Linked DNA regions of Homo sapiens: region 2 is linked to region 1. The links are chromatin loops, found by intact Hi-C in ENCODE. Cell type or tissue: psoas muscle. All regions are shown on one strand. Each heading gives the region's core, and the rest is flanking DNA. Links, peaks and the distances in the headings are about the cores only. Region 1 overlaps CPEB1 (cytoplasmic polyadenylation element binding protein 1). Region 2 has its middle 15 kb from the start of AP3B2.

What was found. Hi-C counts contacts between places; a loop is a spot of excess contacts. Peaks named below come from ENCODE experiments on the same cell type or tissue, not always from the same donor. Only the 100,000 strongest peaks of a DNase experiment are listed, where the experiment ranks them.
Region 2: it touches region 1 in a loop (2.2-fold over the local background); 1 of 110 quality-filtered maps calls a loop at or near these places.

The regions. Positions count from the first base shown.
Region 1 is chr15:82,568,385-82,577,153 of GRCh38, reverse strand. CPEB1 (cytoplasmic polyadenylation element binding protein 1) reads left to right here. Exons shown (of 13, transcript NM_001365242.1): 4 at 5,622-5,810. Among named protein-coding and RNA genes, the nearest start is that of RPS17, 32 kb to the right of the region's middle. In psoas muscle, for the core only: no CTCF peak of the experiment used is centred there; DNase peaks (open chromatin) are centred at 5,003 and 5,313; H3K4me3 peaks cover 966 bases; H3K27me3 peaks cover 270 bases.
Region 2 is chr15:82,720,135-82,728,903 of GRCh38, reverse strand. It overlaps the pseudogene ACTG1P17. Among named protein-coding and RNA genes, the nearest start is that of AP3B2, 15 kb to the right of the region's middle. In psoas muscle, for the core only: no CTCF peak of the experiment used is centred there; no DNase peak of the experiment used is centred there.

The DNA of each region.
Region 1 (8,769 bases), core at 338-8,337:
TTTAAAAATGATTTAATCTTACCATTTGCTTTAAGTATGTTTTGTCAAAGCCATGGGCCTATAGATTTAACTTTATTTACAGAAAAAAATTTCTACTATAATGCCTCATTTAATGGAGTCCTGTTTTTGGAGACGGGGTCTCACTCTGTCACCCAGGCTGGAGTGCAGTGGCGTGGTCTCAGCTCACTGCATCCTCTGCCTCCTAGGCTCAAGCGATCCTTCCACCTCAGCCACCCAAGTAGCTGTGACTACAAGTGTGCACCCACCATGCCCGGCTGATTTTTTGTATTTTTATTACAGACGGGGTTTTGCCATGTTGCCCAGGCTGGTCTCAAACTCATTGGCTCAAGCTATCCACCTGCGTTGGCCTCACAAAGTGCTGGGACTACACGTATGAGCCACCACACCCAGCCTGGAGTCAGTTTTTATTGTCAAATCAATTAGTTCAGTCAGACTTTCATTTTTTCAGAAAAAGTCTGACTTTATTTTTTTCTCAACATTTTAGTAACATTTTCAAGCATACATAAAAGCTAAAAGAATTACAAAGTGAACACCTGTAATACCACCTAGATTGAACAGTGAACATCTTGTCATATTTGCCTTATCACATATCTTTAAATTGTAGACATTGCTACAGTTTACCCCAAAATCCTTCACCATACATATCATTAACTAGTATTCAATACTATATTTGTTTATAACTTTTTTGAGGTAAAATTTATATGCAGTGAAGAGCACAAATTCTAAATGTGTCATTAGATCCATTCTGACTGATGTATCCTCACTCTCATCAAAATATACACACTGTTAGCATCACCTCAGCTACTTTCCTTGTACCCCTTCCTAATCTACCTGCCTACTTCCTGCCAGAGGCAACCACCTGATTTTTTTCACCATTTATTAGTTTTGTCTGCTCTAAAAATTCAAATAAGTGGAATTATATACATATGTAACTTATGTACGGCTTTTTCCACTCACCATAATTATCTTATTGTTGCCTGTATTATTCCTTTTTATTGCTGAATAATAGTATGGTATATGCATGTACTACATTTTGTTCTGTTGATTCTCACATGGACTGAATCCACGTTTGGGTGATTATGAATAAAGCTGCTATGACTATTCTTGCACAGGTGTTTTATTAGACATACACTTTTACTCCTCTTAGTTGAATTCCTAGGAGTAGAATTTCTGGGTCATAAGATAATATGTGTTAGTTGTGTAAGAAATGGGCAGACCATTTTTCAAAGTGGATGTACCTTTTCTCCCATTGAAAAGGAAGAAAATATATAAGCGTTTTCATAAGTACAAGGTGGATGTACCATTTACGGTAATGAAGCTTTGATTGACAACATCAAATGTTGGCAAGATGTGGTACAGTCTTTTAAATTTTAGCCATCTAGTAGGTGTGCAGTAGTGTCTCACTGTGGTTTTAACTTGGATTTCTTTGACTAATGATTTTGAGCACTTTTTGAAGTTCTTATTGGCCATTTATATAATCCTTGTGAAGTGCTTTTCAGATTTTGTGCCTTTTAACAATTGAGATTTCGTTACTTTTCAGTTAAGATTTCTTTTACTGATTTGTCAGATATGGTTGTGGGTATTTTCTCACATATTGTGGCTTGCGTAATTATTTTCTTAGTGGTATCTTGATGAGCAGAAGTTTTTCGTTGTGATAAGGTCAGCTTATCAACTTTCTCCATGATCATTGCTTTCTGTACTCTACATAAAGAAACCCTTGCTTCTATGTACTCCCCCTCCCCTACCAAGTTACAAAGATAGGTTCTTAGAGAGGCTTTGTAGTTTATACTTAGCTTTCACTTTTACGTCTCTGATATCTACTAAATTAATGTTTGTATATAGGTCAGAGTTTATTCCCTCCTCCCCATATGGTGTTCCAGTGCCATTTGTTAAAAAGTTTTTCCCCAATGAATTGCTTTAAGTCTGGTATATTGGGATTACACAGATGTGCAGATGGCCCCAGACTTAGGTTGGTTCAACTTTGGTTTTTGACATGATGATGGTGTGAAAATGATACGCATTCAGTTGAAATTGTACTTTGAGTATCCATACGACCTTTCTGTTTTTATTTTCATTACAGTATTCAATAAATTACATGAGGTGTTCATCACTTTATTATAAAACAAGTTTTGTGTTAAATTATTTTGCCCTACTGTAGGCTAGTGTCAGTTTTCTGAGCACAGTTAAGGTATGCTAGGCTAAGCTATAATGTGCAGTAAATTAGATGTATTTAAATGCATTTTCCGTTTATAATATTTTCAACTTACAATGGGTTTATCAGACCATAACCCCACTGTAGTTGAGGAACATCTGTATATTAATTTTGTGGGTATCACTTTTTAGCGCTGTTGAGTCTTCCAGTACATGAACATGGTTTATGATTTTTTTTTTTTTTTTTTTTTTTTTTTTTGAGACCGAGTCTAGCTCTGTTGCCCAGGCTGGAGTGCAGTGGCACGATCTTGGCTCACTGCAACCTCTCCCCTTCCTGGGCTCAAGCAATTCTCCTGCCTCAGCCTCCTAAGTAGCTGGGACTGCAGGCGTGTGCCACTGTGCCTGGCTAATGTTTTTTGTATTTTTAGTAGAGACAGGTTTTCACCACGTTGGCCAGACTGGTCTTGAGCTCCTGACCTCAAGCGATCTGCCTGCCTCAGCCTCCCAAAGTGCTGGGATTACAGACTTGAGCCACTGCACCTGGCCTCAAATATTTTCTTTAATCCTCACAAAACACCTAAAAGATGGCTACTGTTGCATCTTTAAAGAAGAAAAGATTCTCAGAAAGACACAGTGGCAGACCTGGTGAGCAGAGCAAGGTCTGTCAGTCATCTAAAGCTGTTGATTTTTCCAGCCTGCCACACTAATGGTTTTAACAGGTATGGCCTGCATTGAGTTGGAGCTAGTGAAGAAATCCTACAATGGTAGTGAAAATCTTTATCTAGAAGAAACAACAGATTGAGGAATGTCTGGATAAGGAGGAAGGTGAGGTCTGTGGTGGGGGTTGTAGGGGTGAGGGTAGAATTATACTGTGTGTAGAACTCCAAGCTCCTGGATGCATGTAGCCATTTGGTCTTAAATGGGTTTAACAGACCTGTTGCTCAGGCCTGGGGTCTTTCAGCTTGGGGTGGGAAGATTGTGTTAGTTGTACACATCAGTACTGTTCAAACTTTTGAGATGGGAACTACTTTGTCGCCCAGGCTGGAGTACAGTGGTGCAGTCATGGCTTTCACTGCTGCCTTGAACTCCTGGGCTCAAGCAATCTTCCCAAAGTTCTGGGATTATAGGCATGAGCCACCACACCCGACTGCTCAAACTTTTTTTGCATACATATATATTAACTGGGGATCTTGTTAAAATGCAGATCTCAATTCTGTCGGTCTTGGGTGGGGCCTGAGACTCAGTATTTATAACAAGCTCCTGGTGATGCTCATATTGCTGGTCTGCCACACTGTATTTTGAGTAGCAAGAGCATAGTTGATTCTCTCCTCGTGAGGGATGGGGGTAATCATATGCACAGTCACCCTGATTTTAATGGGTAGAAAATGGCTGCTTCTAGACATAGATGCCCTCAGATTGGGGTATGGGGATTATATAGATATTTGGTGTAGGGGAGAATAGATACTTAAATATGGATGTTTTTGAAGGAAGCATTGTGTTTTGGTAACTAATATGTATGGGTGAAGTCTAAAGTATATCCTTAGCTTGAGGGAAGGGTGAACATAGAGAAGCAGGAGGGGAGTAGTCAGGGGTAGGGGCAGCACCAGTATGGGTGATTTTTGCTAGGCCTTTGCCATGATGAACAAGGCTTTGACAAACACAGATAGGGAGCAAGCAGAATATCTACAGCCAGGAGGAATAACGTGGATGGATGACACAGCAGCAAAGCTTTAAAAAAAAAAAAAAATCTCCAAAGGAAGGAGACTGATAATTTTCCCTTCTAGGCTATGCCTGAGTGCCTGTGGACACAGGGTGTACTGCAGGAAGTTCTGAACAGCTATTTCTGTGGCAGCATTATTCTCTCGACCCTGCCATGGGAGGTCCCAGGTGGGCATGCTTCCCGTATCTGCTTGCTTCTCCTTGCAACAGGGGAGAACAAGCAGGTGGAGTGCTACCAGCTGAGTCCAGGTTTGAGCAGCCTGCCTGGTGAGTCTGGGCCTGTTGCCCTACCCTCCTTTATGAGGAAGAAGCCCAGTGACCCTGGGCTCATGTTGGAAAAGGACCGATGTGGGAGGAGATGGCAAAGAGGAAATGGCGGAAGCTCCAGAAGCTGAATTTTCTTAGTCTTTGTTGCTGGAGCTGTGAGTGGCCACAGAAATAAGCATTGGTCTTGTGCAGCACCTCTGAGAGAGGGCCTGGATGTTAGAGGCATCAGTGGCCCTCACGGCTGCCCTGTATCATGCTCAGGGCTCCTGGAAGGGCAAGAGAAGCAATATTGACAGAGCTAGGTGATTAGGTTTCAGAGTTTGGTGTTTCTAATAGGGCGTAACGATACTTCAGAGACTGTTTCTCTTGGTTTGTCAGATGCTGCTTCGAGAGTGTTTCCTCAGTCTGTGCCTACAGTTGCAGGAGGGAGGGGAGGAGCTGAGCCGCTGTATCTGTTCATGACTAATACCCATCTTGTTGGGATGAGGGAACCTGGGCACAGGGATTATCCTAGTCAGGGCAGGTCTCACTCTGGCATGTGGGTTGTGGGCCATGTCCTTTGAGGTGTACCTGGAACAGCCCAGTGACTCTCCCCCACTCTGCCAACGCTTACCCCCTTTCTCTGTGATAAGCTGCTCTAGACAAGCCTGGAACACCAGGTGTTGTTCCCCAGGGTCCAAGTGTACAGTATTTTTCTGAAGGTTATCTTGTTCCTCAGTGGTAAACACTGCTGTGTCAGGGTGCTGCTCAGGGGCCACTTGGAGCACAGATTTTTGCTAGCAGGACTGTGAAGCTTTGCATTGGGCTGCAAAGCCAGGGCTTGAGCCAGCAGCTGGAGAGAGTCCAGGACTAGAGTGTTTTTGGGTTTGGGGGTGGAGAGCAGGGGGAGGGAAAGGGAGGGGCAGGAGGGCAGAGCCACACGAGCAGGCAGTCGGCTGCTTTGGCTCTGCTGTCGGCGGAGAGGACTTCAGTCGTGCGTGAGGGCTGCTTGGCCACCATTGCTGGAGACCGGAGGGCGCTGCCTTGCAACCCAGACTTAACGGCACTGCACCGGGACTATTCCAAGTAGCTGTTGTGCTGTCTTTCCCTGGGAGGCAAGTCTCCTCCCTGTCGTCCCCTCCTGCTCCTCCCCCGTTCTGTGAGGGATGATGCCGCTCTCTATTGCACGGCTCAGCCGGCTGATGTCACTGGCAGCGGGAAGCATCAGCAGCCTGATCACATGCTGGCCCAGTCTGTAATGCAGACGGGATAGGGGTGTGTGTGTGAGGGGAGGGGGCCTGTATGGCAACTGCTCTTGCCCCAGCGTCCCCAAAAGTGCAGAGGCAGCGGCTGCAGCATCCAGCCAGCTTGGATGTCTGGCCTGTGAGCCTGGGGAAACTATTATTAATAATATTTACTGTTGATAATATTGGGGAAAACAGCCCTTAACTCTGAGGTTTCTGCTGTGCTCCTTTCCAAAACAGACTTCCAGGACTCTGAAGAAACAGTTACAAGCAGGATGCTTTTCCCAACCTCTGCGCAAGAATCTTCCCGTGGCCTCCCAGATGCAAATGACTTGTGCCTTGGCCTGCAGTCCCTCAGTCTGACAGGCTGGGACCGACCCTGGAGCACCCAGGACTCAGATTCCTCAGCCCAGAGCAGCACACACTCGGGTGAGTGCCAGAGAATGAGTTGGCTGGGGTAAGGGGATGCATGGGGGTGGTGAACGAAGATATCCACAGCAACAGTTGTTCTGTTCCCCTTTGCATCACTCCCCACCATACACACATACAACATGGAGCTGTTTTGCAAGAGATGGAAATGCAAGCTGTGAGTGTGGCAGGACAGATGGCTCCACGTAAAGGCAGGCATGGCTCTTCCACTTACCCTGATAAATTCCCTGGAGTTGTTAGTCTGCACCTGGAGTGGCCCTGAGGAGGGTCCCCAAGGCGTGGTGGCCTTGTGCAGAAAAGATCCAGCTAACCCCCTGGTGCCCAGGCCTGTCTTGGAGATGATGAAGCAAAACACTTTTAGGTGGGGGAGGGGAGTTAAGGGGTTGATTACTGGATGACCAGAATTACTCAGTGGTTTTAAAAACCAGGGAGTTATATGAAGAGTGAGTGGTCTCTGAATCATGGCAAGGGAAGGATTTTAACCTCAGATGAGGCTGGATAATGCACTGAGATATTTGGAATTGACTTAACATAGGGTTCAGAGCATTGATCCTGGAAAGGGGTAGGCAGGGTGAGTGGGGTGGGGTAACTCCCAGCTATAGAATCTTTTTTTTTTTTCCCTTTGTGTTGAGAGTGACCAGCTGGATAAAAGAAGAGCCACTCCCCTTTAGGATCCCTTGTCTTCTTGGTAGGGTTCAGTGGGGACAAACTAAAGGGACTTCTTGGCAGCCCCCCCTTAAATTGCTTCTGCTTATACCTTCTGTTACCTGTTTATTTCCCTCTTGTGGTACAAGGAGGAGGGTTGCCTAAATACAAGTCTTGGAGTATTCAGGAAGAAATGTGAACTTAAACACTACAGGTATACTTACAAGCTACATATTTTGCTTTATGTAAATTATAATAAAGAGGTATTGGCAGCAGATACTCTAGGAAAATGAAAAGGTGGTAAGGGGCGGGGGGGAGGGGGTGGTACAGCCATTCGCTGTTGGTACTGACAGTGGGAAACACCAAGTCTGCTGTCCTTCCCTTCCCTCCCTGGTCCAGGAACCGGCAGCCATGGCAGCAAGGTACTGTCTTGTTGATTTCTGTGGCCTCCACCCTGTTTGGCGCAGGTCTTTTTTTAGAATGCTTTGCAGAGCCTGGGCCCGTTGTGTCTGTTAGGCATTTTAATGCCCAGTTGTTTTGGTAAAACCCCATTTAGGAGAGGGGTATTGAAATTGTTTTATGTGGATGTGGATGGGGAGAGCTTTACCTTAAGTAACTATCTCTGGGTTAAGATAGGGTTTCTTGAAGTACTGGCCTTCTGCTGACTCAGGTTTTTCCAGAAAGGTCAGCAACTACCCTGTTCCCCTGGGCAAGGAAGTATGGTATCACTGTTTGGTATTCTATGCCTGGAGACCACGGTACTTTGTTTTGTGTGTTCTTGACGCCAACCTTGGGGGCCTATGAAGCCAGCCTCCCCTGTCCTCACTTCCACCGTATCTGAGCAAAAGATAGAAGAACTCACACAGGAGATGGGCACCTGTCTGTGGGTGATCAGTGTTTGACCAAGGCACTGTCTTTCATTGGCATCAGGTTGAAGTATAGCCCTTCTTTGGCTCTCATTCTCTAAGCTACAATGCTCTTTCTGAAATACATTATAACATTGGGCCCATAGAAATGCAGGTGTGCCCCACTGGGGGCTTGGAGAGCTTGGTCTGAAAGTTACTATGAAATTGAGCTATTAAAAGTAGCTTGGATCTAGTCATAATATCCACAGCTTCTCCACCACCTGAAAGGCCTGTGCTTGTAGCTGTTTGTCTCTGAAATAGAAATGGTTTTTCTTTTCCACTTTCCATCCCAAGCACTTTAGTGATAAATATTACATGATTTTGTCGACCAGGGAGGGACTGCAGCCTGAGCCTCAGAATTCATAAGGACCAGAACCAGAGTTGCCCCAGCAGTATGATCTGGCTGTGTAGGCAGGTTAGTGTGGGTATGTTTTCCTTTCTGAGGGTTGAGGACACACCCATCCCTAATCGTCATGTTGCCTTTGGTTTTGGAGCTGTGGTGACAGCCATTGCTCTTCTTTCCCTGGGCTCTGGGCCTTCTTGGAAAGCCCACATGAGGGTACTACCTCCTGGAGTAGGATGCAGCCCTCCCACCAGCCAGCTGCAGTGCCAGATCGTGCACCCTCACCAGCAATGCGGGAACATGCAGCCCACATTCCAGTGCCTACACTGCCTTTCCGTCTGAAAACCAGCTAGCTCAGTTGCTTCAGTGAGGGAGGAGGCTTTCAACAGCTCTGGGCATTTTCGGAGTTATCCTTGCAGATACCCTGTTACACTGTTGTCTCTGTGTAGAGACCAAGATGCAAGCTTATTCCTTGAGCTCTGCTTGGTGATATATTGCCCAAGGCAGCTATGGCATCACATCTGACCATCTTCTACCACTCTTAAGTAATGAGCAAGGTTGGAGATAGTAGGGCTGTTGGCTAAATTCATCTGGCAAACGTCGAGCATTCGTTGTGTGCAGCACTGGAAGTACAACATTGATTAAGATAAAATTGTTACCTTTAAGAATCTCCGTGGCTATCAAAGGAAAACAAATGAGGAGGTATACCGAGTGCTGCATCTGCTATGATAGGGGCTTTCATTTTTTCCCCTAAGGATTTTCTTCATTGTAACAACCTTTCATTGGATTCTTAGCTTTAGGCTGGTACATGGATACCATTCTCCAGGGGCCAGAGTACTTCTGCTATCTAGATTTCCTTGGCCTCAGAGTCCTGCAAGAAGACCCTGGGATAGAGTCTGTTTTTGAGAATTGTACCTGCAAGGCCTGCATGGGCTTGGATGTAACACTTTGTGGGGTCCTTCTCTTCTAGACTGTGCCTACCCTGAGGCACTATCCCTTGATGGGGAGGAAGACTTTGGGGGCAAGATGAGTGTTATAAGTGCGTTTTTCTCATACCCCAGTGCTA
Region 2 (8,769 bases), core at 609-8,608, 150 kb before region 1:
GTGTCCTTTGAACCTTAAAGTTAAGACCCTTAACAGTCATTCTAAAATGGTTGTCTGTACTCTTCTTTTGAGAGGATCAAATAAATCAATATTATAGCACTTTGAAAGAGTCTGAAGTGGTGTTATTTACCAGTGAACATGAATCAAGAACTAGAGTGGAAGAAACCTTAATCCTTAACCTACTTAAGTTAGGAAGGAAGATCGGAAAGGATGGCTAGGAACAACCCAACTCAAAGGATACTCAAGTGTCAATCACTCTTTTATGTCCCTTCTTTTGTCAATCACCTCAATCACTCTTTTATGTCCTCTTCTTTTTGTTCTTCCCACCACTGCCTTAATGAACACATTCGTCATTTAATTATGCATTTGCCCTCATCCAGCAACCCTAAAAAAACTTGCTTTCTCTGTTTCCAGTTTATCTTTTATACTGGCCCCTCGTTATTCTTTCAAACATATCTAGGCCAGGCGCAGTGGCTCACGCCTGTAATACCAGCACTTTGGGAGGCCAAGGTGGGCGGATCACATGAGGTTAGGAGTTCGAGACCAGCCTGGCCAACGTGGTCTCTACAGAAATACAAAAAAATTAGCTGGCCATGATGGTGGGTGCCTGTAATCCCAGCTACTCGGGAGGCTGAGGCAGGAGGATCGCTTGAACCTGGGAGCCGGAGGTTGCAGTGAGCCGAGATCGTGCCATTGCACTCCAGCCTGGGTGACAAGAGTTGAGACTCCATCTCAAAAAAAAAAAAACTATATATATATATATAATTACACAATTTCTATGGCTTAGACACCTTTATTGGCTCCTTAGGGAACTGCAGGATGGATTAAGTTATCTCCGTGGTATATAAAGTCCCTTCCACTCATATTTCAACCTTATTAAATATTCTGTAAGAAGCAAATATTAACATATAATGGATGCAATCAATAGAGACAAAGCCACATACAAGAAACAATACCTGATTATTAGCTAATCAAGTCTATAAATATCATGAATGGAGGCCAATAACACAAGCTCTAGGGTAACTACCTAGCAGAGCTGGGGACCTTGGGCGGTTGCTTAGCCTTTCTTAATAGGGTCTTCATCTGTAAAATGGGGATACTTTTAGCAGATGATTTTCCACACTATACTCAAACTCATAGAGTAAAAATAAAAATCTCTTTTCCAATAGTTAAGCCCCACACAGCTGAATCAACAATGCCATGTCTCAACATATTGGCTCCTGAGGCAAATAAAAAAATGTGTGCACCATACACTTTGTAATATATTCTTAAATTGTTGCTTTTTTCAGAACGCGGAAGTGGTTGAAAAATACAGAAAAACTGAAAAGTGTATTAAAACTCACAATGTTATTTAACCATTTTATTTATACCAAAATAGAATAATGTATTACAATTTTAGGTAAAAATTATTTAAATTTCTCCCTGGCTGGTGCCAGACCACACTCGACATTGTCTCATCATTTCCCCGACAGATCACAATGGAAGCAGAAATCACCTTGCTCATTGTTGACAATAGCTTTGCCATGTGCAAGTCTGCCTTTGCTGGGGACAATGCCCTCAAGTCATGTTCCTCTCCATTGTCAGGCACCCCTGGCACCAGGGCATGATGGTGGGCAGGGGCTAGGACTCCTATGTGGGCGATGAGGCCCAGAGCAAGCAGCATCCTGATCCTGAAGCACCCCATGGAGCAGGCCTCATCACCAACTGGGACCACATGGGGAAGATCTAGCACCATACCTTCCGCAATGGGCTGCACGTGGCCCCTAAGGAGCAACTGGTGCTGCTGACCGAGGCCCCCGAGCCCCAAGGCCAACAGAGAGAAGATGATTCAGATCATGTTTGGGGCCTTCAACACCCCAGTCAAGTACAGGGCCATTCAGGTCACCCTGTCCCTGCATGCCTCTGTCAGTGCCATTGGCACCATGGGGGACTCAGGCGATGGGGTCACCCACACTTGCCCATCTCCAAGGATACAGCCACCCTCTCCCAGTCATCCTGTGTTTGGCCCTGGCTGGCCGGGACCTGGCCGACTACGTGGTGAAGATCCTCGAGGGGCCCGCTACAGCTTCATCACCACAGTGAAGTGGGGGATTGTGCGTGACATCCAGGAAAAGCTATGCTGTGTTGCCTTGGACTTGCAGCAGGAGATGGCCACTGCCGTGTCCTCTTCCTTCCTGGAGAAGAGCTACAAGCTCTCCCACAGCCTGGTGGTCACCATCAGCAATGAGTGGTTCTGGTGTCCAGAGGCGCTGTCCCAGCCCTCCTTCCTGGGCATGGAATCTTGCTGCATCCAGGAGACCATCTTGACCTCCATCATGAAGTGTGATGTGGATATCTGCAAGGACCTGTACACCAATGTGGTGCTGTCTGGCAGCATTGCCATGCACCCAAGTATCACACACAGGATGTAGAAGGAGATCACTGCCCCAGCACCCAGGACCATGAAGATCAAGATCATGGCTGTCTCTGAGCACAAGTATTCCATGTGGATCAGCAGCTCCATCCTGGCCTCACTGTCCACCTTCCAGCCAATGTGGATCAGCAAGCGGGAGTGCCACCAGTCAGGCCCCTCCACTGTTCACCGCAAATGCTTCTAAATGGACTGTGATGAGATACGTAGCCTGTGCTGCCTGAGTCAATTCAGAAGTACAAATTTGTCCCTGGAAAATGTATACATCTCATGCTAGCCTTAGGAAACTGGAATAAGCCTTTGAAAAGAAATTTGTCAGGCTGGGTGCAGTGGCTCATGCCTGTAATCCCAGCACTTTTGGAGGCCCAGGCGGGCGGATCACCTGAGGTCGGGAGTTTGAGACCAGCCTGACCAACATGGAGAAACCCCGTCTCTACTAAAAATACAAAATTAGCCGAGCATAGTGGCACATGCCTGTAATCCCAGCTACTCGGGAGGCTGAGGCAGGAGAATCGCTTAAACCTGGGAGGCAGAGGTGAGCTGAGATCGCGTCATTGCACTCCAGCCTGGGCAACAAGAGTGAAACTCCGTCTCAAAAAAAAAAAAAAAAAAAAGAAAAGAAATTTGTCCTTGAAGCTTGTATCTGATGTCAGCACTGGATTGTAGGATTTGTTGCTGATTTTGACCTTGTACTGAAGTTAAATGTTCCCTTGGTATTTAATACCTTGTACTTATCTTTGATTTAAACCCTTAGTACATGTGGCTTAGTCACTTCATGGCAGAGGTGAGAACATGCTTGTGGAAGAGAAGTCCGTGGCTTGGTGATTCTGCCTGACCTGCAGTCTCTCCATCTGTGCAGGGTACTAATGTGTCGGAGCTCAGGGTTCCAGAATTCGTCTAGAGACCGGCAGGAGCTCCTCCACCAGTTGTCATTTCTGTCTTGCCCGTCTGTCAGGGTTGGAAAAGTCCAAACCTTAGGACCCAGTTTCCTTTCTTTCCTGATGTTTTCCTGCCAGGACACCGGTAGGCTGTTACTTGCCTTGAGCTGGAAGAAGTTTGCATTTACACTGTAAATGTATTCATTGTTTTAATTGATGTAAGGTTTTTATGTACAATTCTTAATTCTTTAAGAGATGACAACAAATTTTGGTTTTCTTTTTTTTTTTCTGTGGCTAATCTATTTTTAACCACAATCCCAAGATAATTCAGTGGGGGAAAAGACCATTTCTATAAATGATGCTGGGACAACTGGATATCTACATGCAAAAGAATGAAGTTGGATGCCTACCTCACACCACATAAAAAATTAACTCGAAGTAGATCAAAGGCCTAAAAGTAAGAACTAAAACTAGAAGCTCTTAGGAGAAAACGTAGGTATACATCTTTGTGACTTTAAAGTAGGCAAGTTTCTCAAATATAACATCAAAAGCAAAGCATTGGCAGGGCGTGGTGGCTCACCCCTGTAATCCCAGCATTTTGGGAGGCCAAAGCAGGTGAATCACTTAAAGTCAGGAGTTTGAGACCAGCCTGGCCAACATGGTGAAACCCTGTCTCTATTAAAAATACAAAAATTAGTTGGGCGTGGTGGTCATAGTCTCAGCTACTCAGGAGGCTGAGACACAAGAATCGCTTGAACTGGGAAGTGGAGGTTGCAGTGAGCCGAGATTGCACCACTGCACTCCAGCCTGGGAGACAGAGTGAGATTTCGTCTAAAAAAAAAAAAAAGAAAGATCTACAAATGGCCAATAGGCACATGAAAAGATACTCGACATCATTACTCATCAGGGAAATGCAAACCCAAACCACAATGAAATATTACTTCACAGTTGCTAGAATGGCCATAATAAAAAATACAGATAAAAACAAGAATTGGTGAGGATGTAGAGAAACTGAAACATTGCTCATGGAAATGTAAAATGGTGCAGTTGCTTTGGCAAGTTTCTTTAAAAAGTTAAGCAGAATTTTCATATGACCCAGCAACTGCACTCCTAGGCATATACTCAAGAGAAGTGAAAACATATGTTCAAACAAAAACTTGTACATGAATTGTCATAGTACCATTATTTATAATATTCAAACAGTGGAAACAATCCAAATGCCTATCAACTGATGAATGGATAAACAAAATGTATATACATAAAATGGAATATTATATGTTCATTAAAAGGAATGAAGGCAAGGCGCAGTGGTTCATGCCTGTAATCCCAGTATTTTGGGAGGGTGAGGTGAGAGGACTGTTTGAGCCAGGAGTTTTGAGACCAGCCTGGCTAACACAGTGAGACCCTGTCTCTATTAAAAAAAAAAAAAAATAGCTGGGTATGGTGGCATGTGCCTGTGATCCTAGCTACTTGGGAGGCTGAGGTGGGAGGATTGTGTGAGCCTGGGATGTCAAGGCTGCAGTGAGATGTGATCATGCCACTGTACTCCAGCCTGGGCAACAGCAAGACCCTGTCTCAAAAAAGAAAAAAAAGGAATGAAGTACTGGTACATGGTACAACATGGATGAATCTTGAAAACATGCTCAATGAAAGAAACCAGTCACAAAAGGCCATACATTATATAATTCCATTTATACAAAGTGTCCATAATAGATAAATTCATAGAGACAAAAAGCAGATTTGTGGTTATTAGGAGAGGAGAGAATAGGGGAGTGACTGCCTAATGAATATGAGATATTTTTGGAGGGTGATGAAAATGTTCTGGAATTAGATAGTAGTGATGGGGCCAGGTGAGGTGGCTCATGCCTGTAATCCCAGCACTTTAGGAGGCCAAGGTAGGTGGACAACCTGAGGTCAGGAGTTCAAGACCAGCCTGGCCAACATGGTGAAACTCAGTCCCTATTAAAAATACAAAAATTAGCTGGGCGCAGTGGTGCACACCTGTAATCCCAGCTACTTGGGAGACTGAGGAAAGAGAATCACTTGAACCCAGGAGGTAGAGGTTGAAGTGAGCCGAGATTGCACCACTGCACTTCAGCCTGGGCAACAAAGTGAGACTCTGTCTCAAAAAAAAAAAAAAAAACACACCAAAGATAGTAGTGATGGTTATACAACCTTGTAAACATACTTTTTAAAACTCCAAATGAATTGTACATTTTTAAATGGTGAATTTGGCCAGGCACGGTGGCTCACACCTATAATCCCAGCACTTTGGGAGGCCAAGGTGGGTGGATCACTTGAAGTCAGGAGTTTGAGACCAGCCTGGCCAACATGGTGAAACCCTGTCTACTAAAAATACAAAAATTAGCCGGTGGTGGTGCATGCCTGTAGTCCCAGCTACTCGGGAGGCTGAGGCAAGAGAATCACTTGAATCTGGGAGGCGGATGTTGCAGTGAGCCAAGATTGCGCCACTGCACTCCAGCCTGGGCTACAGAGAGAGACTCTGTCTCAAAAAAAAAAAAAATTAAATAAATATATAAATAAAATGATGAATTTTATGGCATGTAAACTACATTTCAATACAAATAGCAAAAGATTTGAAGAGATACTTCACCAAAGAGATTATATAGATGGCAGATAAGCACATAAAATATGTTTAACATTAATTAGGGAAATGCAAATTAAAACCATGGTGACAAGAGGAACCCAAAGAGACATGATGACTAAATGTAATATAGTGCTGGGATGGAATCCTGGAACAAGAAAAGGACTATAGCCAAAAACTTAAGGGAAGCTGAATAATGTATGGACCTTAGTTAATAATAATGTACTAACATTGGTTCACCAATTGAGACATGTGGACCATACTAGTATAAGATGTTGAAAAGAGTTAGTTTTGGGGGATGGTAGAACTATTCTGTATCTTGTGATGCATCTATACATATGTTAAAATTCATAGAAATGTACAATTGACATTTACTGAATGTCAATTAAAAAAATAAAATTTAAAAAACAACATGGAGGAACTAGACAGAATTCAAGAGCCCGTAGAACCTGGAGATTTGACCCCAGAAAAAAGAGAAGTGCACTGAATGAGATCCATGTTTCCAAAGTTTTCTTCTTCTTCTTCTTCTTTTTTTTTTTTTATTTATTGAGATGGAGTCTTGCTCTGTCGCCCAGGCTGGAGTGCAGTGGCCCAACCTCGGCTCACCGCAAGCTCTGCCTCCTGGGTTCAAGCGATTCTCCTGCCTCAAAGTAGCTGGGACTACAGGCGCCCGCCACCACACCCAGCTAATTTTTTGTATTTTTAGTACAGACGGGGTTTCACCATGTTAGCCAGGATGGTCTGGATCTCCTGACCTCATGATCCACCCACCTCAGCCTCCCAAAGTGCTGGGATTACAGGTATGAGCCACCACGCCCGGCCAAAGTTTCCTTCTTAGGGACACCCCAGTTTACACACTGTGAGATGCTAGAACTCATGCACAAAGCTATAGACTTCTCAGCTTAAGATATTGGTGGAGAGGCCAGGCACGGTGGCTCATGCTTGTAATCTCAGCACTTTGGAAGGCTGAGGTGGGTGGATCACGAGGTCAAGAGATTGAGACTATCCTGGCCAACATGGTGAAATCTCGTCTCTACTAAAAATACAAAAATTAGCCGGGCATGGTGGCACATGCCTGTAGTCCCAGCTACTCGGGAGGCTGAGGCAAGAGAATTGCTTGAACCTGGGAGGCGGAGGTTGCAGTGAGCCAAGATCATGCCGCTGCACTCCAGCCTGGCTACAGAGCGAGACTCCGTCAAACAAAAACAAAAACAAAAACATATATATATATGGCTGGGTGCGGTGGCTCACACCTGTAATCCCAGCACTTTGGGAGTCCCAGGCGGGTGGATCACGAGGTCAGGAGATGGAGACCATCCTGGCTAACACGGTGAAACCCCTTCTCTACTAAAAATACAAAAAACTAGCCAGGCGTGGAGGCAGGCGCCTGTAGTCCCAGCTGCTCGGGAGGCTTAGGCAGGAGAATGGCGTGAACCTGGGAGGCGGAGCTTGCAGTGAACCGAGACCGCGCCACTGCACTCCAGCCTGGGTGACAGAGTGAGACTCCATCTCAAAAAAAAAAAAAAAAGATATTGGTCGAGAAAGTTCAGGGTTTCTAGAGCAACTGCAAATTGATGGAGGATATCCCTGAAAGGAGGAATCTTCAGAGACAAGATTCCCAAGATCAATGCATGAAATGTCTTCAAATTCTTGGATAACCCCTTACTACACGTCCATGAAGTGAAACTCCAAGGAGCTCAGTAGAAAGCAGTAGTTGAAAGGCAGAAGGAAAAGGGCAGATATTTCAGTTGCTGCATACTCCAAGGGAGGCAGAATTTGTGGTTCAATTTTCAGAAATTTAAAGGGGCTTGGCAAATGCCTTGGACTGTCTACTGAAATCCCATAGAAGTCACACCTTAAAAGACTATATCCCAGGATGAAGGAATTCATCATAATAATGGGGGTAAAACTTTTAATAGAATCATCATAAAAAAGAGTTAAATTAGGATTCCACAAGTTTGAGGCTTGCTAGTACAAAAATAAACATTCTTCAGGGGAAGCTAAAAGAATCCAGAATCTCTACACTGTATCATACTCAATGTTCATTATACTATTTTTTGGTGGGGGATGGGGGGCTGGAGTCCAGTGGCGTGCTCTTGGCTCACTGCAGCCTCCACCTCCCGGGGTCAAACGATTCTCCTACATCTGCCTCCCGAATAACTAGGATTACATGCGTGTGCCACCATGCCTAGCAAACTTTTATATTTTTAGTATGGACGGGGTTTCACCATGCTGGCCATGCTGGTCTCAAACTGCTGACCTTGAGATCCACCTGCCTCGGCCTCCCAAAGTGCTAGGATTACAGGCGAGAGCCACCTCGCCTAGCCACAATTTTTTTAAATCCTAGGCAAGAAGAAAGGAGAAGGAGAAGAAGAAGAAGAAGAAGAAGAAGAAGGAGAAGAAGAAGAAGGAGAAGAAGAAGAAGAAGAAGAAGAAGAAGAAGAAGAAGAAGAAGAAGAAGAGGAAGAGGAAGAGGAAGAAGAGGGGCAGGGGGAGGGGAGGGGGAGGGGGAGGGGAGGAAGAGGAAGAGGAAGAAAAGATAAAAACAGAAAGAAAGAAAATGTAGGCTGGGTGCAGTGGCTCACAACTGTAATCCCAGTACGTTGGGAGGCCAAGGTGGGCGGATCACTTGAAGCCATGAGTTCGAGACCAGCCAGGCCAACATGGCAAAACCCCATCTCTACTAAAAATACAAAAATTAGCTGGGCGTGGTGGCTCATACCTGTAATCCCAGCTACTTGGGAGGCTGAGGCACGAGAATCACTTGAGCCCGGGAGGCCAAGGTTGCAGTGAGCCGAGATCACACCATTGCACTCCAGCCTGGTTGACAGAGGGAGACTCTGTCTCAAAATAAAAGAAAAAGAAAAAAGAAAGAA